Linked DNA regions of Mus musculus: regions 1, 2, 4, 5, 6 and 7 are each linked to region 3. A link is a loop called in an ENCODE intact Hi-C map of the cell type or tissue named here. Cell type or tissue: heart. All regions are shown on one strand.

Region 1 (4,000 bases), 160 kb after region 3:
TTTTACTGGGTCTTTGTTTTTCCATTTAATTATATTTCTAAGACAGGGTTTTATGTAACTTAAACTAGTCTCAAAATTGCTATGTACCCAAAGGTGACTTCGAACTGTGGATTTTTTTTTTTTTTTTTTTTTTGCTTCTGCCTTCCAAGTGATGGGATTACAGGTCTTGTGTTATTACACCCAAACCCAGGGCTTCATGCATACTGAGCAAGCACTGTACCAGCTGAGTTACATTCCCCTGCCCATGAGTCTTGTTCTAAGTGTAGGATGTAATAGACGTGTTTCTTTGCATTATGTACTCGGATGCTTTGTGCTTATCTAAAAGGGAAAAATAAAAACTCATAATACTGCTCACAACCCACCCAGGACCACAGGACAATGGGGCCACTAGAACCTATACATCTACCACAGTTGTGTAAGAGAGTTCTGTAAGAAGGATAGCTTGCATAAGAGAGTTAGTGTGTGTGTGTGTGTGTGTGTGTGTGTTTAGCTCTTGGAGCCCACAGTTTACCCTTTCTCATATTAGCTTGGTCAGAGTGCAGTGCATGGACCCACCTACTCCCAGGCCTGGGAGCCTCTGGTTTTCATTAAAGACATGTGTGTTCCAGGCAAGCTGTGTTTGTGGCATTCCACAGCCAGTGCCTTTCAAGACTCTGGGGAGGTTGTCCGTCCAGAGCCACCTGAGCGTGCTTGAAACAACTAGATAAGAACAGTATTTTCTTTCTTGGACTTTTAAACATTGTTAGTCTTTGAAACTGTAATTGAATTGAACTTGTTATTGTTGTTCAGAAGGTCAGCCTTCTAAGAAGAAAATGAAGCTGTCTTGCATGTAAAGACTTTAGAAACCTGAGAATCCTTCTGTGTCTTTTCAATATTAGAAATTTAAGTTAAGAGCAATTGTGTAGATTGCCAGCTTATACCACTGTAACATTTAGCATATGTTCAAATCATTAATAAGGTTCTACATACGCTTTAACCCAGAGGCAAAAATTATTTGTGAACATTGATTTCATTTTTTAATCATCTGTACTTGTGTGTGTGTGTGTGTGTGTGTGTGTGTGTGTCTGTGTGTGTATGTGTCTGTGTGTGTATGTGGGTGTCTATGTGTGGGTGTGTGCACACAAATGCAGGTGCCTGCAGAGGCCAGAAGAAGGCACCAGATCCATTTGAACTGGAGTTACAGATCATTGTGAGCCACCTGACCTGGGTGCTGGGGACCAAACTTGAGGGCTTCTGTGAGATCCATCTCCACTTTTAACTGCTGAGCCATCTCTCCAGACCACACAGTTATTTTTAGATGTCAACTCTTTTTTTCTCTCTCGATTTTTAAGATTAATTTTTAAAGTGGATGTACAAAGAGATGGGTTTGGTTGTGATGTCTTCATATATGTGTGTATGTATGGACAAATGTATGTCAGTATAGCAGGCCCTCCTCCAGCCCCTGCTGCTTTTTTGCTGTCCCATCTCCCGCTTCTCTTTGTTAGTTCTTCCCTTCTGCTTCTTTGTGATATATCGAGGTCATTACCTTTCTCTCACTTCCTCCCTCTCACTTTAGATTTCATCTTCCCTCTCGTTATGCCCCTTCTATGTTCACGTCAAAAGCATGTGTATTTAAATTTAAGTGCAAGGAAGCATGCACCGTAAGGAAACAGATGGATCTGGAGATGATTATATTAAGTAGAATAAATGTCAATTCCTCACAGTGAGAATTCTCCAAGTATCATTAGGGTTTGTATTCTGAAGAGTGTCACTGTGGTGTTTGGACCGAAAGTTCACTCTCCTCTCTGCCACCCCCACCCTCATGCTCTTGGCTGCAGCCACTGCACCTCTGTCCACAGACGGGAGGCTAACAGCAAGCTTTCTTCTCCAGGAGGGAAGGGCACACACTTCGAACCTCGGCCGTTCCATTGGCAGGTGTTTATTTTTCCAGGATGACTGAACGTGCTTTCAGAAATTGCCAGGGGTTGCTAGGCAGACTTCAACAAACACAGAGGCCATCGCTGGCCTGCTGCCTGGCAGGTTTCTCAAGCCAAGTGGTTTTGTGACCCTGGCTTGAGAAGGCAGCGTGCCCTCTTTCTGTTTGAACCTGGAACCCCGTGATGCCTTTTGCCAGCTCTCCGGTGGGCATTCTGAGGCAGTTGTGAAGTTGAGGTTAGTTCCCCCAGGGGACCAGCTGACTGACTTTAAAGGAAGGGCATACTGTCATTGTTCAGGATTTCGGGCCGGTTCCCTTGGCCCTCTCAAAGGTGACGAGAAACTGTCTAGAGTAAACCTGTCTCTGAGTCAGCACTGGCTCTGTTCCCGTGTGCTGCCCTCCAGGGATCAGTGGCCTGTCCTGCTGAGCATTCCCTCAGTCTGTCTTCCTCTCTTGCCTGGCAAGGGGAAGAAGTCGTTAGACACCCCTGTGCAGACAGTGTTTACTGCAGTGAGCTTTCTCCATTAATTCAGAGCAATGCTTGAGATACTGGAGTAACACAGGGTTTTTTTTTTTTTTTTTTTTTTTTCTGGACTAGCGATTAGATGTAAGAATGGTGTATCTACAAGTCTGCCCGTTGTAGACTTTGACTGTCTGTGGGTCTGTCTGTTTTGGCTTCACTGCCACCAGAGCAACTTCTCTTGAGGATGGCACCACGCCATTTATTAACAAATACACACTATTCCTGAAGGCTGGCTGTTTAAAAGACAGCACCTTAAATGTGTTAGTCCCGCAGAGCGCAGCTTGCTGATAGACAGAATCTGCTGCCCACTCTCTCCAGGAGGCAACAAGAGTGTGACAGAGAAGGTCACCCTGATCTGTAAGAGGCGGGCAGGCCTACTACTCTCTGCATGCACGAGCTGGTGAACTCATTGCTCAGGTGTGGAGGCTGGAGGGAGTCCTTGGGCATGTTGGGCTCTATCTTTTGTAAACTTATCCCCAACCAGGACCTGGAGCTAGCCTGACAGCCAGAAAGCCCCTTACCTTCTAGTTTGTGCTACCCCACAGTGCTGGGTTATAGATGTGCATAGCCCTTTTCTTTTGCCTCCCTCCCTTCCTCCCTCCCTCCCTCTGCCCCTCTTTCCGCTCTGATCTAAAGGCCATCTACGCAGCCCCAGGCATACCCTTCATCTGGGTTGAGATTCTCCACAGTACAGCCTCAGAATTTTCTCTTTCCTGTTTCCTCCTGAGGAACGACTCTCGAAGCTCCTAGTGCGAAGGGCCTGTAGGGTTTCACAGCTGATGTTCCTTATCAGGGTCGTCACCATAGACACGAGGCTAGGACAAGAGCAGCAAAGATAGATTAGCTCTGTATGATCTTAGCATCCCTCACTCTTTTTATTTAGTCTCGTGTGTCTGGAACATTCTGATGGAGAACAGCACACAAGCTAGGCATGTTTCCCGAATGGAACTTCCCAGCAAGCGTGACAGAAGCAGTAGGGGGTAGGGGTGGAGGTGGGGTGGGGATTCCCATACAAGTGACGTGTGACATGTGGTGCTGAGCTTGGGTGGTACACTCCTGGGTTGGTTTGCTTGTAGACCTGGCTGTCCTGGAACTTGCTCTATAGACCAGGCTGGCTTTGAACTTGGATCTTACCCATCTTTGTCACTAGGCTGCTGGGATTAAAGGCATGTGCTATCGTGCCTGGTTCTTGGGTTTGTTTTTAAATCAAATACCTCAGTCTGTTTTAAGGATTTATATGCTGGTTTCAAAGGCAATGGGAAAACATTTCTTTTCGTGTGTTAATTTTTCTGTTTGGACAGACTCCTCCTTTTAGTGTTTAGAGTCATCAGGGGGAAGTGAATACAGGAAAAGTAGATGGTGTCAATAAAGGACGGAGAAGGGAGAAACCTTCGCCATGGGGGTCTGTGTGCCCCTTGAAGTTCTCTTTCTCATTGTCTGCCTGAGACTTGTGTGTGTGGAGACACCTCCTGTTAGCCATTTATTTTGCCAGCTAGGGTGTGCTCTGCTTGGTTTTCTGTGTCATCAGCCTTTCTTGCTTCTAGATAGCTTTCTATCTCAGG
Region 2 (4,000 bases), 390 kb after region 3:
TGGGGGTGGGTACCTGTGGCGGGCTGTGCTGCTAAGAAATCAGGCCATGCAAAGGGTCTACTGTAAGGGGTTTAATGGGGGAGTGGGGAGAGGAACAGGTTGTCTGGGGGTGGGGACAAGAGAGAGACAGAGACAGACAGAGACGCTGGGAGAAGCATGCTGGGAGATCTGGCATGGCTGAGACCTTTTATGTGCTACACTTGATGCGTCTGACTATGGTGGTGGTGATGATGTAAGCTGTGCCCCCAGGTCCTCACTGCCGGTGGTGGAAATGCTTGATTGCTAACAGATTTGTGAGCCACCCGCACCAGACTATCACCTCTTTGTCTTTCTTGCCTTTTGCACCTTCCACAAACTTTAGCCTTTGTTTTGGTAGAAGACCGGATACATCGACCATTGCACCCATCCAAGAAAGGCTTAGTCCACCAAGAACATTTCCTTTTTTAATTTCATTTGCTGCATCTTGCTTTAGCTAAAAGCAAGATGGGGTAGCATTGTGGTCCTGGATAAAAAGATACAAATGAAAATGTTTCATACAGCTGCCTTTCATACCTTGCTAGCAGGGCACAGACTGCTGCTTGTCATGTACGATCTCTTGGCTGACTTGGACACAGGGGTGACTCTACAAGGCCCTATTGTAGGTGTAGGTCTCGGAGCCCCAGCAAGCCACTCAATTGTTATTTTGCTGGCATCCTGCTCTTTGCATGTGTTAAACGGTATTGCTCATTAGAGACTTGCTGATAGGACTTGTAACAAGCCAGAGGGAAGTAGGCCTTGCTGCTGCTTAATTTTGAGAAATTGATTAAGATGAATTTAAGATTATGCCCATCCTAGAGCAAAAATGAAATAGCTCATTATGACGAGAATAGACTGCTTGCTATCACTCAGATGGGGAGCAATTTAATGAGCACATTTATGTGCTGTTGAAGCCAACAGCTTCTTGGTATTTGCATTTTGTGTGGTGGTTTCAAAAAAAAAAAAAACGAAAAGAAAAAGTATCCCATGATAAAAAGGTAAGCATATGTTAACATAGTGAGCTTAAAAATGAAAATAATAATTGTGAACATTTTGATACATGTGTCTCCAGGTGGGTCTCTCTCCCTCTCCCTCTCCCTCTCCCTCTCCCTCTCCCTCTCCCTCTCCCTCTCCCTCTCCCTCTCCCTCTCCCTCTCCCTCTCCCTCTCCCTCTCTCTCTCTGTCACATTTTTGGTGGTATATTTTATATAATGCTCTGAATATCTCTTCATATTCATTACAAGGAAAACTTTTCATACATTTAAGTTGAATGTGTGCATAATGCAACTTGTATACACTGTACTTGAACTGGTCTTTCATAATTGGACATTGAGTTTATGTATAATGCCCTAATAGTCTTTATCTACCATCAGAGGTCATTAATATGTCTGTGGAAAATGCTGCATTTCCATAGTTAAATGAAAACACTAACTTACTTCTTCCCAAGAGTTGGCTATTGAACAAGAGCACAGGCCAGGGAGCTGTTTGTCTGGGAAAGACTTTTTGGCTATATTGGGGATGACCAACTCTTTCCAAAGTTGCTTCCACAGTTTAATTTAGGTCAGGGGATGAGAGACCAGGCCTGCCTCAGTGTTTTCTTCAGGGAGTGTAGAAGAAATGCAGGATAGGATTGGCCTGAAGCTCCAAATCCGGCACGCTGTGGCGATGATCAGTGTTGGGACTCAGCTGGGTGTAACATTGTTATCTTCAATGTTATTCATAGCTATGATTGAGTAATGTCACGGGGAGAGAAAGAGCCCATGGGGAACACATAGAGCTATGAAGCAATTACAGTTTGACCTAAAAATGCTTCGGAGGAAGAAACAGCACTGTCAACCTCTTACCCGGTTTGGCATCTTCTGACTATAGAGTTTGGTTGGGAGAGTTAGAAGTGAATTTTGGGTAGAGGGAAGGCCAGAGTATCCAAATGAAAATTTTCCTGTGGAAAAATGAATGAGTGTTTGATTCTGATTCTTCAACTCCCTGACCCAGCCAAAGGTTCAGTCTCACAAGACGGTGCTCACTTTAGAAGCAGGCATCAAGGAACTGCCTGACTGCTCATGCTCTGTCCAGCTTGGCTGTAAGTCTTGGGGGTTCACCAAAACTGGCCCTTTCATGATAAACAGATTTCCTGGAACAAGAGAATCAAGAAGTGTAGTATATTCAAAATGAAAAAAGCAACTGGGGGCGTGGGGTGTGTGTGTGGCAACTATTTAACATTTCCATATCAAAGACACTCTCCTTCAAAACAAAGATTGATGGCTGACTTTCCAACCAAAATGCCAAGTGCTAAAATTCAAAAGAATGATTAATATCTCTGAAGTGCTGGAAGAAGATGACTTCAGAATATACAGAAAGACAGAGAGTTGGCTTGTTAGGCAAAGCGCTTGTCAAACAAGCACGAGGGCCTAAGTTTGAGACCTAGTGCTCTTGAGGAAGCTGAGTGGAGCAGCGTGTGTCTATAGCCCCAGTGCTGTGGGGACAGAGACAGGTGCGTCACGTGAGCTTACTGACCATCCAATCTAGGCAAAGTGGTGAGCTCCTGATTCAATCAGAGTCTCGATCTCAAAAAGCAGGGTGGAAAGCAATTGAGAAAGGCCCTTACCTCTGGCCTCCACAGAGATATACACACATGTACATGCACACCTCTAAAAATAGACACAGACATAGACACATACACACACACACAGATACAGACACATACAGAGAGACAGATATACAGACAGACCCATGAAGCAACATAAGTGATAGGATGAGACAAACACAAGTGGGAGAACTCATTTGCTGAAGCTCTCTGCCAAAAGGAGGCCTGAAAGAATGTGTTGTGAAAAAAAGGGTGCAAGTAAATGACCCCAGATGGAAATAAAACAATAAAAAAGGAGAGAGGGAGAGAGAGAGAGAGAGAGAGAGAGAGAGAGAGAGAGAGAGAGAGAGAGGAAGGAAGGAAGGAAGGAAGGAAGGAAGGAAGGAAGGAAAAAAGAAAAAGGAAAGAAGAGGAAAAAATAGAAAAGGAAAGAGAAGAGAAGAGAAGAGAAGAGAAGACAAGACAAGACAAGACAAGACAAGACAAGACAAGACAAGACAAGACAAAACTTCCAGTGGGCATAGCTGGGGGAATCCCACTAGGTAACATTATAAAACCTTGTGTTGTTTGCAAACATGGAAGAAGTGATGATCCAGGAGCTCATAACAGGGCAGGCAGCACTGTCTGAGAACCAGTGAAGAGTGATTCATCTCAAAACACCTGAGAAGAGCACTCACCTCTATTAAGGGAGAAAGTGTACAGGCAACTTAAAACATGGGCCCGCCCCTGGGGATGTGGCCACTGAGGACTTGGCTGGTTGGTAGAGTGATGCCTGATCAATTGAGCATTGGGTCTGGGTGGAGTCCCCAGCACTGCATTAAGTGGATGTGATACCTGTAAGCCCAGCACGGGGGGGGGGGGGGGGCGCACGGGGGGGAGTAGACAAAGGATGATCAGGAGTCCATGGTGAAGCAACATAGCAATTAGTGGTCAGCTTGGGCTCTGTGAGGTCCTGTCTCCAAAAGAAGAGAAATGTAAACAGAAGAAAATGGAGTCAGAAGAATTAAAAGATAAAAATACAACACATAGATCATCTGAGGTTATATTGAACACAAAATGTTTCAGTAATGACACAAGGCATACATGAATTCAGTGGTCCAACTAAAACAACAAATTATTATGATATATACAGAAAAAAAATCAGGACCCTGTGATGTGTTTCTTACAAAAACCAGAGAACCAGAAACTATATGGAAAAAGATGCATTAATGCAAGTATAATCCAAAGATAGCTGACCTAACTGTTGTAAAAGAAAAGTGATTTTGAAGGCACAAATAAGGAGGTACTTCATAGTGAGGTAATACAATATGTAAAGCACACACTAATACACACACACACACACACACACACACACACAAAAGCATTGCATGATTTCTAGTACAACCTCTGTGATAAGGAGAA
Region 3 (4,000 bases):
ATGATATGATTGTTTATGCCACCCTGACTTGTCCCTCAGAGGCACACTCCTGTCCTCTGTCCCGCTCATCACAGGGGTCTGGCAGTTGTTCTCATCATAACAACAGCGTGAGACTGCCTCTTTTTCTAAGTGTTTGTCCCTCTATGGTCTCACTTCTGTGGCTAGGCCACCACCTCAAGCCCTTGAGAATTTCCCCTGAGAACCCAGCGGGACGACATCCCGGGATTCCGATTCCAAAGCCTTGAAGTAGATCAGCAGATCAACCTCCAAGAGACCTGAGTACACAGGCCCTGACCCCACATGCAGCTTCAAGCTTGCTGTCACCCTGTCCCGTCCCCCCATGCCTTCACCCCTACCCCCCTGCAGCCTTTCATCATCTCTGCCTCAAGGGGAGCCCATCTCTTCCCCAGGAGGAAAGCAAACAGCAGATGTGTGTGATGACAGTGTGGTGTGTGTCCCCAAGCCATGCAGGGGACCTCTGATCTCTGTCTGGCCTTGTTTGCAAATAAATGCCTTTCTCCTAACAGCCTGGTGCTTCGGAGAGGCAGGAAGGGGACAGCCCAGGCACCTGGAAGCTAAAAGGCTTTGCTGGCTAAGCAGAATATTTAAGAAGTGGTTTCTGTTGACATCTCCAGCTTGCGGTGGTTTGAAACTGTGTCAAAGTGTTTGCAAATATTTAGAGGTTCTCAGAGAGCGTGGTGTTGGGGTAGAGACAGTTCTCACAAAAGGCACTGAAGCCACACTCAGGGCAGTTTTGAAGACCCATTTGGAAGCCGACTGGGTAGAGACTTAAAGAGAATTGTGTGCTGAAGGGGCCGTAGGCAAAGGGAGAGTTGATAAATGTGCTGCTGACCTCTGCCCTACTGTGGACAGAACCAAATTGTCCAAAGAGACCTGCTCTCGGCCGTCTTCCTTATAGGAAGATCTAAAAGCAGGCTCTAGTTTAACACAAATGATGATGAGGGAAAGAGAGAGACGGTGATGGAAGGCTAATCCAGGAGTAGCAGCTCCCAGTCTTACCCACTGGGCCAGACAGACAGACCCTCCATCCTGTGGAATCCCAGATGCAACACTGGGGACCTAACCAGGGAGGCAGGCAGGATACTTCAGCAGATCAGACTCCACAATTCTGATTGGTACATCGAGTCTCTAGATTGAAAACTGTCAACACAATGACTTCAGTTTGTTGGTTGGTAACAAGTCTGTCATTTCAAGACTCTGCTTGTTGACGGCCACTTGTTTCTTACTGGCTGAGTCCTGAAAAAAAACACAGATCTTACCCTCCAATCTCCAACCGTGGAGATGACGGGTGGGGTGGGGGCAGGGCTCAGGGCTTTGTCAAGACAAGCAAATGTGCAACAAATCAGATGCTTTCTAGTACGGCTTCCTGGGAAGCCATAGCCCACCAGAACCATGACATCATGAACCCCTCTAATTACAGAGGATAAATATCTTACAGCAGGAGAGCTAAGACAGTAACATTTGGGGCAAGTGTGACCCGAATGTCAACTGATCAGATGAGTTGTAATTTTGTCGACTAGTCTGGGAGGCTTTTCCTGGCATCGGGGGAGTTCTTAGTATCAGGTGGAGAAGCAGTTTGTTCCGCAAACACTAGAGGGCAGCAGAAGGCAGCATTTGACAAATCCAAGGGCTCAGGCTGATGACCAGCTCAAGTCCCTGGGGCTATACACATCTCTCTTCTTGCTCAGTTGCCTCTGTTTTTAAGCCAGGAGATACCTTTTCCTGTTCAGGTAATAGCCTACTCCCCACCCCCACCCCCAATTCCTCCAAAGATACAGGGAGCTGGCTGAGGTTCCTGGTGCCTTAGCTCTTCCTGCGCCTCCTGACATGTCTCCAGTACTTACAAGGGTCGGGAAACAGAGGTCCCAGATGTGATTGCAGTGTGGCTCCTCAGACAGGCCACGGAACATTTGGAAGGCACAGCGGTCTACGTGTGGAGGAAGTATGCTTTCCCTAGCTACTTAGTTGCTGGCTTCAAGGGTGACGAGGCACCGCGTGTGGGCAGGCAAGGGTTTTTCGTAGCAGCAGTGTGGCTTCGAAGGAGACAGCTTTGAAGGCAGCCTCGCTCCCTGACCGCTGTCAGTCCCAGGAACAGTTTTCTGACTCCACCATCTTGGTTATAGCAGGGCTGGCTGTCTGCACCGCAGAGGCCAGTTCCTAGCGCTTCTCTCTGCTTCCTGAGCGCGCGCATGCACACGCACACACACACACTCTCTCTCTCACACACACTCACACACACACACACACACACACACACACACACACACACACGAGCATGTGCGCTTTTCTGGCCTTCCTATTTTGTCTGGAGCCAGTCTCCTGCATTCCTTCAGTCTCTTCCTATTTAATTAAAGTGGGTTTTATCTCTGACACTGACCCCGAGTGATACAGCGGCTGAAGGTGAGCAACAGCTATAACCTGAATCCAGCACTGTCATCTGGGTCTCTGACTGAGTCCCATTAGGTGACTCAGAGGGCGTCCCACCGTGAAGCCACACTTCCTTCATGACCACTGTGACTTGTCCCTGCTTCCACAGGGAGTGACTGCCTCCCTCCCCCTCCCGCTAATGGCACAGGGATATGGTGGGTGACAGGGCCAACGCTGAAGGTCAAGCTTATAGCCCCAGCTCTTCTAACAAGCACCGACTTAGACATGGAGACAGCCTAGAGTGGGTTATCAGGAGCTGAGCCTGCTCACAGTCTAGCATGGCTTGCCTGGGGTCCACAGCGAGCCAGACAGGTTTGAGGGGAGCTGCTGATATCCTCATCTACCTCCCAGGGCTTCCTGTGTGTGAAGCCCAGCTGGCCTGGGTTCCCTGCTGTGGTTCTCAGACCAGCATTAGAAATATAGAACCTGGAGCTGCATAGATAGCTCAGTGGGTAAGAGAATTTACGCTTGCAGAAGGACTCAGCACACACATGAAGCGACTGAGAATAGCTGTGTGTGCTTATAAGCCCAGCACTGGGGGACAGAGATAGGAGGAAAGCTGGGGGCTTGCTGGATGCCAGAATAGTGGGAAAAACAAAGAGGTACGGGCTGTGTGTGTGTGTGTGTGTGTGTGTGTAGGTCATAGGACAACTTGTAACAACTTGCAGCATTCTCTCTCTGTATAGCATGTGGGGATCCAGGCTCAAACTCAGGTTAGACGCTTGGCACTAGTTGCCCTTATAGCTGGCCCATCTCACTGGCCCCCAAACTGGGGCTTAGATCTGAGACCTTTTGTGTCAGTTGAACCGTGGTGGAAGCAGATACATCTAAGTAGGAAATCGTGGGTGTTCCTAAAGAGCATGTGTTGGAAGACGAAGGAAAAAGAAAGGATGGTTGATCTTGTTACCTTGATGGCGATTAGAATCTCCATGGTAACAAACCTCTGGGCATGTCTGTGAGGGAGTTTCTAGATCGAGGTTAATCACACCTGTCAAGGCAGTAACTCCTGCTTTTGCCTGCTGGTCCTGGGTGAACCCTAGTTGATCCACAAGCCCCAGGGGTGATCCCATCTCTGCCTCCACAGTTTTGGGGTTATAGATGTGGGCTACAGTGCCCAGCATTTTTATCCATACTCACTTCTGTCTTCATACCGGTTGAACAAACCAAGTGATTTGAGATGCCGCCTTTAAGACCTGCAGTGATAGTCTGCTCCCGCAGACTGTCAGCCAGAATAAACCCTTCCTCCCTTGAGGGAGGTTTTGTCAGGTGACTGGAAAGTAACTGGAACTCACTCTGTAGACCAGGCTGGCCTCGAATTCAGAATTCCGCCTGCCTCTGCCTCCCAAGCTCTGGGGTTAAAGGCCGGCGCCACTGCACACTCATGCATGCTATTTCACCTGGGGCCAAAGGGGCGTGGCTTAAGGAGCCGAGTGGAATCCAGGGAAATGCCCGGTCACTCTCATTTGTGCGATGTAGTGCTCATCACTCACTGGGGTTTCTTTAGAAAGACGTGGCTTCAGTTTGAAAGCCATGATGGATCTGAAAGCCACCC
Region 4 (4,000 bases), 650 kb after region 3:
TCCTATTTTACAAAGTTGAATCCCGTAAAGATGTATTTTAATAATCTCTGATTTATCAATTCTGTGGCTGACACTTCTGGTACTGTATTGCTTAATATGACACTTTTAAATTTTTCAGATTACTCCAAAGTTCATCTAACACAGCTGCTGGAGAAGGCTGACGTGATTGCAGGACGCATGCTTAAGTTCTCTGTTTTCTATCGGAACCAGCACAAAGAGTATTTTGACTATGTGAGGTAAGAGTCACCAGTATCTATGCGTTCAGGTATCTTGGTTTCATATATGTCTGAAGAGCACATTCTTGTAGAGCCCAGAGAAGGGCGTTGGGTCGCCTGGAACTGGAGTTACCGATGGGCGGGAGTCAACACGTGAGCTGAGAATCCAAAACTGGATTCTCTGGAATTGCTGCAAATGTTGTAATCTGCTGAGCCATCTCTCCAGCCCTGGGAGACAAAGCCTTTGAAAATGACACACTACAGTGATTCTGAACTTCTGCACACAATCCACACAATGTTTTCTTTTGAAGCCTTAGCCTGCATGTGGCACCTCAATCTTATATTAATAGCTCTTGAGAGGATGAGGCAGGAGGGTCACCATGAATTCAAGCTCAGTTTAGGGTGCCGCCAAGGGACCCGGATCAAAAGGAAATCAGTCAAAATGAATAAGAACCTAATGCCTTTAGAGTTATAAAGGAGTTTTGTCTTTACATGACTATGTATGAAAAAAATCAGGAAGTTTTGATAGATTTTTAAATTTTTGCATACTTTTCTAATTTCTCTTAAATCAGTCATGAGCTCCAAGCTGTAGAAATGCAAGGAATCATAGTGGAAGAAGTGTGTTCGGCATATATGTTGTAGAATTAGAAGACCTCCGTCACTTTTCACCACTGAGGTCCTGAGAAGCACACTATGGGAAGAACATTTTTGCCTTGTAGCTGCTTTGGGGGCAGAGTCTGTCCAGGAAGACATGGTAGCAGGTATAAGATAGCATGGTAGCAGGCTACTGAGACTGCCAGACATCCTGGGAGACTGTGGCCTGCCGTGCTAGGCTAAACCCTAAGGGCCCACCCCAGGGACTCCTTCCCCCAGCAAGGTACCACCTGCTGAGGTTGTAGCCCTTATTCAAACAGAGCCACCAGCTGGAGGGAGACCTGCAAGTGTTCAAATGCATGAGCCTGAGGGGATGTTTGAACAAAAAACAAAGTACTTTGTTGTGCCCTGTGTTTGTATTGTATTTTGATGATAGCAAACGCATCTGCTTTTTGTCTGAATAGCTTATAAGTACAGATTTCAGTCTGTTGTTCTAAGTGGCCAGGAGTCTATATAATTTTGAGTGGATGCCATTCACCTAATTTAAACTGAATGACAAATTATTATGCTTGTCAGTCATTAATTGAGAATGGCTGGTAAATTCAGCCCAAACAGTTTTTATGTTTTTAAATATAAAATGTGGAGACCAAAAACTTTCCACGATTGCTACTGCCTCTGTTAAGAAACACATCAAAAGAACACAGCTTTGCTGTATATTCAGGTTGCTGGGTTGCTGCCAATCACTGCCCAGTGCGGCCACTGGGGGTCAGTATTTCTCTAGGATTTTCTGACTCTTCTGTGGGAAGAGGCTTTCCTGGCATAGAATATTTGCTTAATTTGTTCTCATAAATGTTTCCAAAAATTCAAACCAGTCAAACTCTGAGCACCTGGAAATGGATGAAGTAATTGTACACATTACATGATTTAAATCCAGTTTACCCGCATGAAAAATGTTTGTATCAACAACAAAACTTACTTTTGATTTAATTTCAAAAATAATAGCAGTAAAACCCATGTAACTTGTATCTTGAAGCATTAAATACAAACACCGTTAACTAAGGCATAGGTAGAATTCCTCATCATTTTGAAAAGCTTTATTTAAAAATAAATAAAGCCCCCTCTCTCTCTGCTGGAGGTGGGGCTCTAGGAGAATGCTTGCCAGGCATGCAGTAGTCTAGGTTCAAGCCCCAAGACCACAAATAACAACAAAACTACTCCCTTTTCTACGCAGTGAACTTTAGTAAGGGTATTTACTTCCGTGGATCTTGATTTGCATTTTAATTAGGAAAGTGTTTGTCAGGGTACATTTCCTTGATTAGAATCCCTTTAGAATGTTATCTTCAGAATGCTTGATGAAGAAATCTTACAATTACCCGGTAATCTTTATACGTCATTATAACTGAAGAAGTTGTGGATAAATCCTGTTTCAGTCCATAAGGGCTGAACTAATTGTCTTCTCTTCTAAAAAAAAGACTAAAACATGAGCACACCTTCAGTGAAAATGCCTCCTGCATCCGACCTTGTTCACGTTCACTAGTGAGGCTAGGGGCTTCTCTATCTGAATACATTTTCTTTCTCCTTTTTCTGCCTGGTTGTCAGAGACCCAGAAAGAACAGGAGGGTGGGGCTGAGACTCACAGAGCTGGAATATTTCCAAATTTAGCAAATAGCATATGCCTATGAGTTTTAGCTGAGAGACCCCCAAATGGTATAAGGATCTGATGAAATTTATACCAAGGAACATCTTGAAAACTGAAGAAAATGAAGGAAAAAAAAAGGGATATTTCAGGTGGTAAGAAAGCAAGTTAGAGAAGATACAGGCTTTGCTCCTGGAGTGTGTTTCTCGCCTGGCCTCCATGTGGCCTGGTCTTGCCTCTAATCTACTTCTTTAATAAACACCACTGGATAGTAGTCAGGTGATGGAATTGGAAGCCTATTGCTTTTCTAATGATGGTGGCAGGTCCCCAGCCTACCTCATTGTCTCACAGACTCTGAGAAGCCTAGTGATAGTAATGATAAAAAAAAAAAAAAATCCTTATTAGAATACTAGCTTGAACTTTCCATTCTTAAAAATGCTGGTAGGCACCCATCAAGAAAAACAAGAATGGGGCAACTCTACAGAGAACCTCCATTCACAAATTAATTAATGAGACCTCCACTCAAATTTAAGCATAGCTGAGCTGCTAATGAGACACTAAAGCAACCAGCAAATATCAAGATGTGGTTTTACTCTTCTTGGGAACACAGGGAGGCTAGAGTCAGCCAACAGCAGCAGCAGTGGGCAGAACCCAGCCTTGATGGAACCACATCCTGACCCATGAGGAGGTCAGGAAGACAGCCAAGGCTTACCTTGTCTCTACCCTAGATCAGCTGCTGCTTAACACTGTAGGAGTTCACAGTGAGGGGAGAGTCAAGGCACGGAATAATAGAGGCCTGGGCCACACCGAAGGCAAGAGAGGTAGACAATGTGTTTGGGAAAAATGTTGGTGCTGTCAAACAAACAATGAGAGGTAACCTGACAAGCAGGCCTGTGTCTGGACTTAAAATGGCCAAAACATATGGAGCAAACACTTCTATCTGGTCTAAGTGGGTGACAAAATTTCTTCCTTTTCAAATAACAAATACAACTGTATAGGCTCTCAAGGCAGAAACAGATATGGAGCATGAGAACCTGTCTATTGTGTCTCTCCTCTACTCCCTTTCGCTTAATTTGAAAATATGTTGGGATTCCTTCCAGGATTGAGCTGCTAGGGTTAGGCTCCTCTTTTCACATTAGTAAACAAGTATGGTTTTCCAAATTGCCTTTGAAAATACACACACTAACAGGTTTCTTGCTTTTTCTGTCCTCTGTAGTGTGAAGGTATAATCCTTGAGCCATGCTTGGTCTTCTGTGACCAGTAGTGTATAATGAACATCTTTATGTTGTGATAATTGATATACATTGTATAATAATAACCAGGGCAATAGAAATTTTGTCTTTGGCCAGGTGTGGTATCACATCCCAGCCCTTGGGACACTGAGTTGGGAAATTCTGAGTTTGAAACCACCTGGAGCTTCAAAGTGAGACCTCATCTCAAAAAAGTCTACTTCTTTAAAAAAAATTTTAATCCTGTTCTGTTCACCCTAAAACTGCTGGGACATGAATATTTGATTAACTACATCCTAAATCTTACAGGCTTTCTTTGTGCATTC
Region 5 (4,000 bases), 250 kb after region 3:
ACAGTTCCACCAGCTGTGTAGCAAGCATTAAAACAGCAGCAGCAGCAGCAGTAGCAACAACAACAACAAAAATCAGGAGTCAATAGGGACCTCGAATATTCAAGCATAGTGCCACATTTTCTGTATTTATTCTCCTCCTTTCTCTGTTCCCCCTTTCCTTCTCTCCCTCCCTCTCTCCCTTCCTCCCTCTCTCCTCTTCCTCTTTCCCTCCCTTCCCCTCTTCCCTTCCTTTCTCCCTCCCTCTCCCTCCTTCCTTCCCTCCTTCTCTCCTTCCTTCCCTTCCTCTCTCTTCCTTCTTTCCTCCCTCCCCCTCCCTCCCTCCCTCCCCCTCCTCCCCTCCCTCTTTCTTTCCTTCCTTCCCTCCCATTTTCTCTCTTCTCTCCCGCCCTACCTTCCTCTCCCCTTCTCTCTGCTTCTTCCTACCACTCTCACCTCTCCCTTCTTTTCCATTACTACTCCTCCCGCACTGTCCTCCAGAGTCTCTCTGTGACTTTCCCACAGAGCTTGTTAGTGGCTACCCTTAGCTCCGCCTCCCTTTTCCCTGTCCAATCACAGACCTCCTCTGCACTAATGTAATCGGACAGGGAAAATCCTGCAATGCCAGACCATCTTCCCAAAAGCTCGACAAAGCTGAAGGTTAGGTTCAGGAAGCGTCTCGACTCTAAAATGTTTACCAAAAACGTGTTTTTGGAACCATCAAGGGTGTCTATGAACTCACAGATGAAAGCCAGGAGAACACTCCTGTGAAAGGTATCGAGCTCCGCAGAGCAGGGCCCATTTTCCTTTGTTCCTTCTGTGGTGTGTACATACCAGCATAGCTGAACTTCTCAGTGAGAGTGGTTGCTATCCAGTCTCCTCTCTTCCATGGGAGGTGATACGCCTAAAAGACAGGAGCAGATGGGTGTGGTCTGAATCCGAAAACCAACACTCTCGCACGCCTCTGATACTAGGATCAGACTTGCTGAAAGTTAGAATTTTGTTGGAAATGCCCAGTGCTCATGGTTACCTCGGAAATGAAGGAACCTGAGCCTAGAGTCTCCTTCATATAGACATTTTCGACAATAGAGTGCTGCTAGTCTGCTCAGTACCACTGTGGGTGTGGGTGAATAGCTTGGTTTATAACATCCCTAGTCTGTACCCATAGTGCCATTGGACAGACTTGCAGCTCTCTGTCTTTTGATGCTTTCTGGCTGATGCCTAATTCATTTTGTGCTTATCAGTGGGGTCAATACTACAACTCACGGTCAAGTGTTTCTAGGGTGAATTGGAACACAACGTTTATCCCCTGTGATTTTACACAATCTTAAACTGAAATCTTCACCAGGCACTGGCTCTCAGGCATGGCAAGTAATGAATTGAGGTTCCGTTCAGACTAGAAGCAGGCAGCAGGCAGCATGCACATGTCTTCTACGTAAAGGCAAGAGCGGACCCAGAGAGTAGGGGGGAGATAGCGAGCATGTCCCTAGCCATCTCATCCCTTTGATCCAATGTGGTAGTATTTGTTTTTCTCGGTTTCTATTAAGCTTGGCAAATCAAAGAGCCACTTTCTAACAAGAGCTGAATCTGAGGGTTGGGGTTAGGGGTTGAAGACATTGCAGTCCCAGCTTCATTGAATAATTCACTTTCTGACCACTAGGTGGTGCTCATTCACTTCTAAATTTGCTGTTGAGGTGGTTTTGTTTTTTGTTCTTTTTTTTTTTTTTTTTTTTTCCTTTTGCTTATTGTTCTGTTGTTGGAAAGAAAAAGTTACGATAATTTGGTTATCTTTAAACTAAGCATGCCTGCACCTCTACAGGTGCAGGTGTATAAGAATTTTAGTGTTTATCCAGCCTGGGAAGTAATGGGTTTACAAGTTAACATACCTTGCACATGGTATGTGTGTGTGTGTGTGTGTGTGTGTGTGTAAATAATATTGATCTATATTCTTCAGAATCATTTGTCACTTCTGTCAAACCAGATAAAAACGGGTTCATAGACTGTGGTGGGTGGGCATCCGTGTGCCTTGCTTTTGGGTTCCCTAAACTTAGAGCCTATGAAAAACAGTTTTGGAAAGTTCCGAGCAATCTTAAAGTCATTGCAAATGTCAGAGACAGGGCTAAAAAGATAATGGGATAAGGAGAGCCTCAGTCAGGAGTAGCAGGGGGGACATGGCAGAGAAGGGCAGGGTGCCAGTAGAGGGGTGATTAAGTGGGGGTTCAGCCCATATTCCACATTCCAAAGCTGCAGGGTGTTGTCAGCTGTGGTGTCATGTACTGCTCAGAGGAGCTGAGTAGTCTCCTTTCCTTCCTTCCCTGGGCTCTCCCCTGGATTGACTGGTTGCACCTCAAAATATGTGATGTGTTCAGCATAGAATTGACCTTGACCTGTGGGGTATGCTGGCAGTGGAGACATCCCGACGTATGTAGTCCAGGTATAATCCCTACTCAGTGGCAACTGGGTAATTCCTGCTTTGGAAGAACAAAAGGCTCAATGGTTGTGGATGGTACCTGGATATTTACGGATCTCTATCCTGTACTGGACAGAAAGGACTCAGGGAATTCATAGACCATGGTCATGACCTATTGATGATCATATCCGTTTCTTGACTTTGTCACTAATACAAATGGGCAAAGGACTCTCCACTTACCCCAGGATGGTCTTCATCTGCACCAGGCTGGACAGTAAGGTGTCAGAACTCCCAGACTACTAAATTCTAGGAACCCAGTGAAAGAGAAATGGAAACACATCCTCGTGGTTCCATGTCCTTGATTTCTCCCGCTTGGGGTGTCCAGATGCCTGCCACTACACACCGGGCTGGAAGAATGAAGCAGAGTCCAGATCGCACAGGATCTCAGTCCACCTGAAGCGAGTGCCTTGGGGGTGGGGAGAGAGTGAGAAGGCCTTCTCTGATGATGATCGGCAATGAAACAGCTCTCTGAGACGATCTTATCTTGGGCATATACCTTTATTCAGGATGGGCTTATACACATAAACTTTTGGGGTGAACCAATCAATGGTTATCTAGTTGTGAGGGAGGGGGTGAGAATATCTGGGTGTTGGGGGGAGGTCATTGGCTGAAGGCTGCTGAGAGGCCTCATTAGCATGGGAGGCATCCCAGGAATCTCAGGTGCAGGATCACATGACCTTCCTCAGGTGGGATCCAGAGTCCTCAGAGGAGAAGATGCCCAGCTGACAAAGAGTCTGCCCTTTTGCCTTTTCAGGGCTGTCTGTTAACAACAGACTCAGACCTTAACAGCAGGGCAACACACCTTGACCTGAAGACTTGTGCAGGACCCTCCCTTTGCTGGAAGAGTTTGGCTGTGTCTGGCCCTCACTCCAATTCCTCTTAGTGAGCCTGATGGGCCTCTCCCCTAGCCGGCTCTCCAATCCTTATGTCTTGTATCCCACGCTCTGTCATACGATGATTAGTATAACATGTAAAAGTCTTTGTGAAATGTTGTTAGGCCTCCTTGTGCATCACTCAGGCCTGTGTGTGCGGGAATCGTCTTTACCAACACATTCCCCAGACCTTGGTGCAGTGAAGGCGATCAGTAATCCCTCTTGAGTGACTGGACACTTCCCTAGTTACAATCGTGGTCAATAAAGAAATCACGCTGTGTATTAGTCACTCAAAATGAACTCTGGGTAAATATGAAATATTCCCAAGTGGACTTTGTTGTTCTGTGAACATTGGCCCATGAGGATGTTTTCTGTAATACGTCATCACAGTTTAAATTGTGGACAGAGTTGGAAGACATTGCACTATAGGGCCAGGTCTGAGTCCTGTAAAATCTACTTTTCTAGGGCAAGTTACTATTGTTGCTTTCTGCATTGGTTTTCTCTGTTAAAAAAAAAAAAAGTTCACAAAGCAATAGCTTGGATTAAACAAATTACTCTATTATCTTTAGAATGCCGCCAAGAATATAACGAGAACTCAATTCACAAGTAGAATTCATAATTACCTTATTTTATTTCGCAGTGGTGTGATTTGCTTATTTTGCACAGGTTGGAGGTAAATTGC
Region 6 (4,000 bases), 900 kb after region 3:
TTCATATTTATATTTCATATCTTTTGTATTTCAGCGTGTGAAGCCGGGCTCATGATGGAAGATAAGGGCTTACCTCAACACTTCCCCGCCAGAAGGGTGAGGGGCTGGGGTCCTGGCTCCATTCAAGTGGCCTGCTTTATTAGCACCAAGTACTTGCAGTGAACACTGATGCTCCAAAGGAGAGACATCTCTTTAACATGGGGAAGAGGAAGAAATCCAGGCTGGCTGACATTCATCTTCTTCCAATGCCCTTCCTGTGGAGGGCAAGGGGGACCTCATTATCTTCAGCCAAGTGAGAAGGAAGTAAACCTAATAATAAATAGCCATTTTTTAAAGATTTATTTATTATTACAAATAAGTACACTGTAGCTGACTTCCGACATACCAGAAGAGGGCGTCAGATCTCATTAGGGATGGTTGTGAGCCACCATGTGGTTGCTGGGATTTGAACTCAGGACCTTCGGAAAAGCAGTCAGTGCTCTTAACCTCTGAGCCATCTCTCCAGCCCCCTAGTTATCCATTGTTAAGTAAGCATTTTATTTCATGACCGTTGTCCCTTAGCATTAACAGGGAAAGAACACCTAAATTGGGATGCGCCTTGTTCAAAGTCACATTGATCACCAGAATAGAAGGAACTAGAATACAAATCCTCTGATTTATGGCTCATTTTGCCTTTCCTTCCTTGTGCCCTGTTTGCATTTTTTTTCAATGTAATGGCACATTTTGGTTCCTTCTCCCAACCTTGTTTTACAGGAATAAGGTCTTGGTTATTAGAAGGCTTTACAATATGAGTTATTCATAATGTCATGGCTTTAACGATACATAAGGGTTAGACCCTTACAGTTCCACCTTCTTCTCCCTACACTTCAGAGACTGCTCTGTTTATCTTCTATACAATGCCCAGGGCCTGGGATGCATTTAATTGTAAGGTGAGAGGCATGGGCTCACCCCATGCCTGACCAGAAGACCTTATGGTCCACTGTTTAAACGCTGAGTCCACCCTCCACCTTTCTGTCATTCTGCATCCATGGGGTATTAGCTAATTCGCTATCGCTGTGACAAAACACTATGACAAAGGTAATGTATAGAAGGAGTTTATTTGGGCTTACAGTTCTATCAGGTTAGAGCCTGCAATGGCAGAGTGAAATCACGGAGGTGGGGTCAGAAAGCTGAAGAAGGCTCACATCTTGAACCACAAGCACGAAGCGAAGATGATAAATTCAAAATGGCACGAGTCCTTTACACTCTCAAAGACCACCACCTCCAGTGACATACTTCCTCCAACAAGGAACAAGAATACTAATCTTCTGATTGGTGGCTCACTTTAGCCTTCCTTCCTTCTAGAATCGTTCTTTAATATAGAGCCCAACAGTTCAAGTGTTTATTTGATACTGGCAGCTCAACTGGTGTTTGAAGCTGGCTTTAACTCAAAAAGTTTAAGAAGTGCTCACATATGAAGCCCCCACCTCTCATCGCTCTCTCTCTCTCTTTTTTTTTTTTTTTTTTTTTTTTTTTTTTGCTAAGGCCCGAGAGGCAAGATTTTCTTCGGTCTTCCCAGGAGACTCTTATGTACAGCCAAGGAGAGTAACCCCTGGTTTTTATCTTCTTCTATGTAAAATAATTAGTTGTAATATAAAGTTTCAGTGGGCTTTGCTGGTCATGATGAGGAGAAATCACTGGAGATAAACACTGTCTGGCTCCTTCACAGCAATGCCCCAGTCCCCATTGTGTGGATTCTAAGGGGCGGGTGCTTGTCACTTCCCCAATGCATTTATGAGGAAGGAAAGGTTCAGAATGGGTTCAAGGGAGAGTGATAACGGATTGGACAGCAAGTTCTATACAAGTGAGTTTGCAGCTACCAAATGGAGAGAGAAGCAGACAGACTGGGCTCAAGCCTTTGATTTTTATCACTGTGGTCATTGCTACAAGACCACAGCAGCAATCAGGAACACAACACTGACCCCTAGTGGCAGAAAATGTAATTTTACATTCTGTGTTCCCCAGAAGTGAGAGAGCTGTGACAGGAGGTAACAAAACCCGCAGGGCTCTGAAGAGATCAAGCAGTCTATTGCCGTCATCATCTCTGATGAGTCTGATACAATAGAGCTGGCTAACCAGGGGGTGGCTGCCTTCACCTCAATATCCCACAAGGCCCTCTGCCCACCACCAAAGCAGGTCTCATGATCAAAGCACGTGAATGAGAGTTGTCATTTTTAGCTTAGATGGAGGTGATCTGAATAGTCTGGGGGTAGGAGACAGAGAAGTGCAGTCATCTGCCCTAGACATTTTTACCAAAGAACTATAAAGAGAGTTTTGTAATTTGACTCAAAATTTTTTTTCTGGTTTAGACTTTGAGACTAGGTGCTGAAAAGGCAGATAGAAGACATGAAAGAATCCCTGAAGGTCCAAACTCTTCCCGAGGTGCCTCTCCATCACCTCTTGGCCTCCTGGATGTGTTGACTTACCGTTGTGGCTGATGGGATTTCAGTGCCCCGGTGCTGGAAATCATGCAAGATGCAGGATAGCTCAGACTCGGAGCAATGGAGGTTGAGGAAATGCAGCCTGGGGGAATCCCCGAGGAACCACAGAATTTCCATCCTCTGAGACTAAGGCTTTGAAGTAGAGGATGACAGGTAGGGAGACTGAGTCTGTTGCTAAGCCATGGGCACAGGGAGCACAAAGGAAGGCAGAGTACCAACAAGGGCAGACTTCCCGGCCTTTGAGCCCCCCCCCCACCTCTCATCCCCCCCCCCCCCCCAGTTCTCCAATCATCTTAAAACCGCAGTTCTGGTCTGGCCTATTATCAACATTCCTATTAAAATATCCTCTTGTCTCTTTCTATCTGGGTTATTTTATAATCACTTGAAAATATTCGTTTGCACCAGACCTCTTGCCAACCACCCCTGGTTTCCTAGGGAATAAATGACGGGCTCTGTAGCTGCGCTTGCACCCATAGAAAAGTGCCCTTTGCTGCGATTTTTTTTAAAAATTGCTCCTTGTACTTAACTCGGTTTAAATTAACTAGGGCTTGATTTTCAGATTAATGTTCTCAAGAGGAAATGCATCACATCATGGTTTTTCATTTAGAAAACCACAAGATCCTCATTACCATCTCAACAGCCATTCGGATATTAAGTGGTAACTTGTGCCTGAATCGAGGCCAATGACAAGGGAGGAGAGCCTTCTTTACACTCCTAGCCACAGCGGTGACCTCACCTACCCTGTCACGGCCTGGGCCTATCTTCTGTCAGTGTTGAGAACAGCCATTCAGGTGCCACCCGCATAGCTATGACCTCCTTAGGCCCGGCAGGATCCAGACTCTGACCCCAGACATCACCAGTACCAGCAAGGTGCTTTCTGCCGTTGATATTTCAGATTGGCGTGTGCCTCCTCAGTTTAAAATGAGTGTCTCTCTGATTTGGGGAACAGATTGGCTCGGGGAAGTATTTGGGATGGGGAGCTATGCGGAGGCTTCTGGGTGAGAATGGTGCTCCCCTAAATTCAAACGCTGGAAATGTAATCCCTCTGCAGTAGCGTGGAAATCTTTGGGAGATGTTTGAATTGTCGATGGATTAATACCATGTGGGAACAGGCCTGAGGACAGGGGTGGAGCTAGAGGTGACAGAATCACATGACAGATCCCGGAAATCTGATTACGGAGACCAGCAACAGGGTGCAGATCTGAGTTAACTGCGCAGCACATAAGCTTATATACAGTGTTGGAGTCAATCCCAAGCCCTTAAATCTTCAGCCAATCGAATCTCACCATACAGTCACCATGCTCCAATGAAAGCCCTGCTGATGAGGTAACTCAGAAGGAGCAAGGGGGTGGGACTTCCGGGAAGATGGGGAGGGTAACCATCGCCCTGGTCTCCATTCCTTTTTGCTGTCCCCAACCCCACCCCCACCCCACCCCCACACCCTGTGTTCCAGAAGCTATCTTAGGTCAAATGCTGTGTACAGCGGATCAGGACTCTTGGAGGACTCTCAGGAGCCTATA
Region 7 (4,000 bases), 400 kb after region 3:
TAGTGCATCTGCATACCAAGAGGCAAAGGTGACAACCGCCAACTGGTCAACCCACATTCTCCATTTTATACAGCTTAGGACTTACCCATTCCTTGAGAAATGATCCCACCCTACCCACAATAGAGATAGTTCTGTCTACGTCACTCATACAGTAGAGATAATTCCCTGCAAGCAAGCCCAGAGGCACCTCACCAGGTGGTTCTGGATTCCGTCAAGCTGACACCAGCAGGAACACAGAGCACAAGCAATTCTAAGCCAGAGTTGGTTTGAAAGATTTGATGAAGGATTTCAGTGGTCACTTTGAAAAGTATAGCTCTTATTAAAGAAATACACTCAGAAAATGGGAGAAATGTTGAGGGAAGAAAATCCTTGTATCCCTTAAGTTGTATTAAAAAGAAGGTGAAGGGCTGAAGAGGTGACTCAGCAGTTAAGAGCACATAGTGCTCTTCCAGAAAATCTGAGTTTGGTTCCTATTACCCATACTGGTGGGGCTCACAACTACCTGTAACTCCATCCCTAGGGATTTCAATGCACCTTCTAATCTCTGCAGATACTTGAACATGTATGGTACACACATGAATGCACACACACACAAAACAAAACAGAACAAAACAAAACAAAAAACAAGACACACCAGCCAATCAATGCAGTTAAAGAGGCAGCCATGGTGAAAGAAGGTGTTAGATAGCTTGTCACTTCACTGATTTCATTGATAATCTTCTTCTGAAAAAATTGGAATGGTCCAATAGTTATACAACAGGGACTAGGTTCAAATAAATAGTTTCAAAGTCCGAGAAGTAAGGAGAGGAGAGCCAAAGACCTTAGATGCTCCTTAGAGCTCCCTGTGGTCAATTGACCTCAGCCAGCCTTCTCTTGTGTTTCTGTCTAGGGTTCTTGTGGAAGACAATTGCTCTTATCCAATGTCAAGCTTGAATCTTTTGAGTGGCTTCAGGGTTTCTAACTAGAGTCTCCTCAAATTCCTTCTATTTAAAATTTTCTCTCTTTCCAAGAGGAAAACAGTCAGCCAGTTAGAAATGTCAGAAGTATGGAGTAAGTTATGCACAAGGAAGGACTCAGCCTCTCTTCAGAGGTTTGGCACTGAGCTCTGGGTAGAAGAAGTTGGTCCGCCACCTGCAAACGTTTTGCTGACCTGAGGAGTTTGCTGACTTGGGAGAAAACAGGGTTCAGAGAGCCCATTTGCTTTTCCTGTTGAAGAAACTTGGTGGACTTCAGTCAGTCATCATGAAAATTCCAGTGCTCACTAAGGAGTCAAATGTCTATCCAAAACCTATTATACTTCAGGTATGATGTGATTTGTGGCAATGTTTAGAGAAATTTCCAGCCTGAATAGCAAGATCTTACAAGATTAACTCTTACCTCTGAATCATAGGTCATGGGAGAAAACCCAAACACATAGATCTTATAACAAATAAATCTGCTTGATTTTGCTTTGCTTGGTCCAATATGTCCTTAATTTTTTTTCTGACAGTAAAACCTCTTATTATAGAATATTAATTGTACCCCATGGGCCAGTAGAAAGAATGTTTTGTGTGTGTGTGTGTTTTCTAGCCTTTGGGAGTCCACAGCACCCATATTCCTTGACTAACAGAACCCCCTACCTGTCTTTAAAGCCAGCACTATAGCATCTCTATAACACACTTGTTCTGCGCATCTCTTGTCTGACCAAAACCAGAAAAAGGCTCTCTACATTGAATGATATATGTCGTCACAGTTGGGCCTACCTGGGTAATTCAAGATAAGCATAGCTTGAAGTCTACACCCTTACTTACATTTGGTAAGTCCTGTTGTCTTAAAGATGCTGAAAGCTAGGTGTGGGTTGTCTTCATAGAGTCAGTCGTCGCTGCTTGTATTCTAATATTATTTATGTTCCCCAAAACACTGTTTACTTGAGAGATCTGCAAGTAGCTTCTGGGAACCTGCCCCAATTGGTTCTGATTGGTAAATAAAGATGCCAAGAGCCAATAGCTGGGGAGGACGGTCAGAGGTGGAATTGTAGGATTCTCGGACTTGGGACTGGGAGGAGAGAGGAGAGGAAGATCTGCCATGCTTGGTGGAGAGTGTGGACAGAGGAGAGACACAGAGCCTGCAATGTGGTAGAGAAGCAGGGAGAGCGCCCTGGGCTCTGGGCTAAGGAAGCAAGGCCCAGAGGGCTGTGCAAATGGGTTGGGAGCAGCCAAGATGGAACATTGAATCAGTAAGTAATAACTTGACATTAACAGCATGGAGGTTAGGCAGTGGTTCAGTTATTGTAATGTTTAATATATATTAAAATATAAAGACTGTATGTGTGTCTTTCATTCGGGAACCACTAACATGAGTAACTAAACCACTGACATGAGTAACAAACCATGCTGAAGAGATTTACTAATTAAATATTTATTTCTACATTCATTATCTTGCCTACCATGGTCAGTGATTACTCGGATAAAGACTCACACCCTATCAGGTAGGAAGCAAGGTCCCGACTTCGCAATGCATGGTGGTGAAGTCCGGATCTTGCTTCCTAGGCCAGCTACTGATGGGATGAAGCTAGTTTCCTTCTCTGCAGCTCCTGGTCAAGACACTGATTGAGGACTGGCTGTTATCGGCAATTCCAGTGTTGACCCTAAGTAATTCAACCTTTTCCACAGTTATTAAAGGTCCACTTTTCTCCTCTTCACTATTTATCCGAAGATGTGTGTTGACATAAAGAGGCAGACTTCCTAGACCACTCTCTAAGGATAGAGCTATTACCATCCTTTTCTTCACACTTGATTTTAAGTTAAGTGCACATAAAACTATACTCCATAATTCCAAACCACATGGTAAATCTTATCCTTTTTACCCACAGTTAAATACAGCTACCACCCCTCACCAAAGAAGCATCTCTCTACTGAAGTTGGAGACGATCACACACACACACACAAAACAAACCCAAACTGGACACAATGCACAGATCAACAGGTGGTGGGGCACCCAGCCCTGACAGACAGATCTACATCACAGCTCCTGCACTTAGGGTTCAGGAACCATTGTAAGAGAAGAGTCAGAAAGACTGTAAGAGCCTGAATACCAGGAAGTCTGCTGTGAGACAGCCTCTCCTAGACATGGCTGTGTCAAAAACAGTGGGAGAATGATAACATCAACAGACATACTAAGTCAGAAGGGGGGAAGTTTTTGTGGGGTCCTATCCATAGACAAAGAACTACAGACAGCTCTGCCTTCCGGGAGAGGGAGAATAAGCCTTCTCAGGGATGAACCCCCTTATTGGTTGTCTAACACAAAATAGTTATCCCTGAAACCATGTATACATGAACAACAAAAAGGGACTCAGCAGATTGTATTTATAAATTTCTGCTCATATACCTATATGTATATAACAATAATAATCAAATAAAAAGGTTATCGCTTGGAGAAGGGAATGGGAGGAGCTGGGGAGGGAAGAATTGGGGAGAGATGTAATTCTACTTTAGCAAAAGTTTAATTTTTATTTTTTAAAGATTTATTTATTTATTTTATGTATATGAGTACACCGTAGCTGTACAAATGGTTGTGAGTCTTTATGTGGTTGTTGGGAATTGAATTTAGGACCTTTGCTTGCTCCAGTCGGCTCTGTGCACTCTGGTAGACCTAGTTCACTCAGTCCCTGCTTGCTCTGGCCCAAAGATTTATTTATTATTATAAATAAATACACTGTGGCTGTCTTCAGATGCACCAGAAGAGGGCATCAGATCTCATTAGGGTGGTTGTAAGCCACCATGTGGTTGCTGGGATTTGAACTCAGGACCTTCGAAAGAGCAGTTGGTGCTCTTACCCGCTGAGTCATCTTGCCAGCACCCCCTCCCCCTTTTTAAATGCCGTATGCCTTACCTCTCCCTTCAGCTGCCCTTGATTATATAATATAAGTGACTCCCAACTCTGCTCTTTCATCAACTTACTCTGTGTTTTATAGAAGAAGTCATTGAGAAGGTTCAGCGCTTCTCAGGACTGCTCTGCCCTC

The links. Hi-C counts contacts between places; a loop is a spot of excess contacts. Peaks named below come from ENCODE experiments on the same cell type or tissue, not always from the same donor. Only the 100,000 strongest peaks of a DNase experiment are listed, where the experiment ranks them.
Region 1: a loop joins it to region 3, with 2.8 times the contacts of the local background. A loop is called at or near these places in 2 of 42 quality-filtered maps.
Region 2: it touches region 3 in a loop (2.4-fold over the local background); 11 of 42 quality-filtered maps call a loop at or near these places.
Region 4: it touches region 3 in a loop (2.6-fold over the local background); 10 of 42 quality-filtered maps call a loop at or near these places.
Region 5: a loop joins it to region 3, with 6 times the contacts of the local background. A loop is called at or near these places in 20 of 42 quality-filtered maps.
Region 6: a loop joins it to region 3, with 5 times the contacts of the local background. A loop is called at or near these places in 22 of 42 quality-filtered maps.
Region 7: a loop joins it to region 3, with 10 times the contacts of the local background. A loop is called at or near these places in 11 of 42 quality-filtered maps.

The regions. Positions count from the first base shown.
Region 1 is chr10:71,057,029-71,061,028 of GRCm38, reverse strand. The region is part of intron 2 of Bicc1 (BicC family RNA binding protein 1); the gene reads left to right. Among named protein-coding and RNA genes, the nearest start is that of Bicc1, 100 kb to the left of the region's middle. In heart, no CTCF peak of the experiment used is centred here; a DNase peak (open chromatin) is centred at 1,988; H3K27ac peaks cover 2,119 bases.
Region 2 is chr10:70,822,320-70,826,319 of GRCm38, reverse strand. No RefSeq gene overlaps it. Among named protein-coding and RNA genes, the nearest start is that of Gm40689, 6.5 kb to the left of the region's middle. In heart, no CTCF peak of the experiment used is centred here; a DNase peak (open chromatin) is centred at 1,649.
Region 3 is chr10:71,216,058-71,220,057 of GRCm38, reverse strand. No RefSeq gene overlaps it. Among named protein-coding and RNA genes, the nearest start is that of 1700113B09Rik, 16 kb to the right of the region's middle. In heart, a CTCF peak has its summit at 1,604 (motif pointing right); a DNase peak (open chromatin) is centred at 1,617; H3K27ac peaks cover 515 bases.
Region 4 is chr10:70,561,410-70,565,409 of GRCm38, reverse strand. Phyhipl (phytanoyl-CoA hydroxylase interacting protein-like) reads left to right here. Exons shown (of 5, transcript NM_178621.4): 4 at 119-236. Among named protein-coding and RNA genes, the nearest start is that of Phyhipl, 36 kb to the left of the region's middle. In heart, a CTCF peak has its summit at 1,569 (motif pointing right); no DNase peak of the experiment used is centred here.
Region 5 is chr10:70,961,424-70,965,423 of GRCm38, reverse strand. The region is part of intron 3 of Bicc1 (BicC family RNA binding protein 1); the gene reads left to right. Among named protein-coding and RNA genes, the nearest start is that of Gm24486, 81 kb to the right of the region's middle. In heart, a CTCF peak has its summit at 1,624 (motif pointing right); DNase peaks (open chromatin) are centred at 543 and 1,433.
Region 6 is chr10:70,316,819-70,320,818 of GRCm38, reverse strand. No RefSeq gene overlaps it. Among named protein-coding and RNA genes, the nearest start is that of Gm33704, 25 kb to the right of the region's middle. In heart, a CTCF peak has its summit at 1,967 (motif pointing left); no DNase peak of the experiment used is centred here.
Region 7 is chr10:70,817,315-70,821,314 of GRCm38, reverse strand. No RefSeq gene overlaps it. Among named protein-coding and RNA genes, the nearest start is that of Gm40689, 11 kb to the left of the region's middle. In heart, no CTCF peak of the experiment used is centred here; no DNase peak of the experiment used is centred here.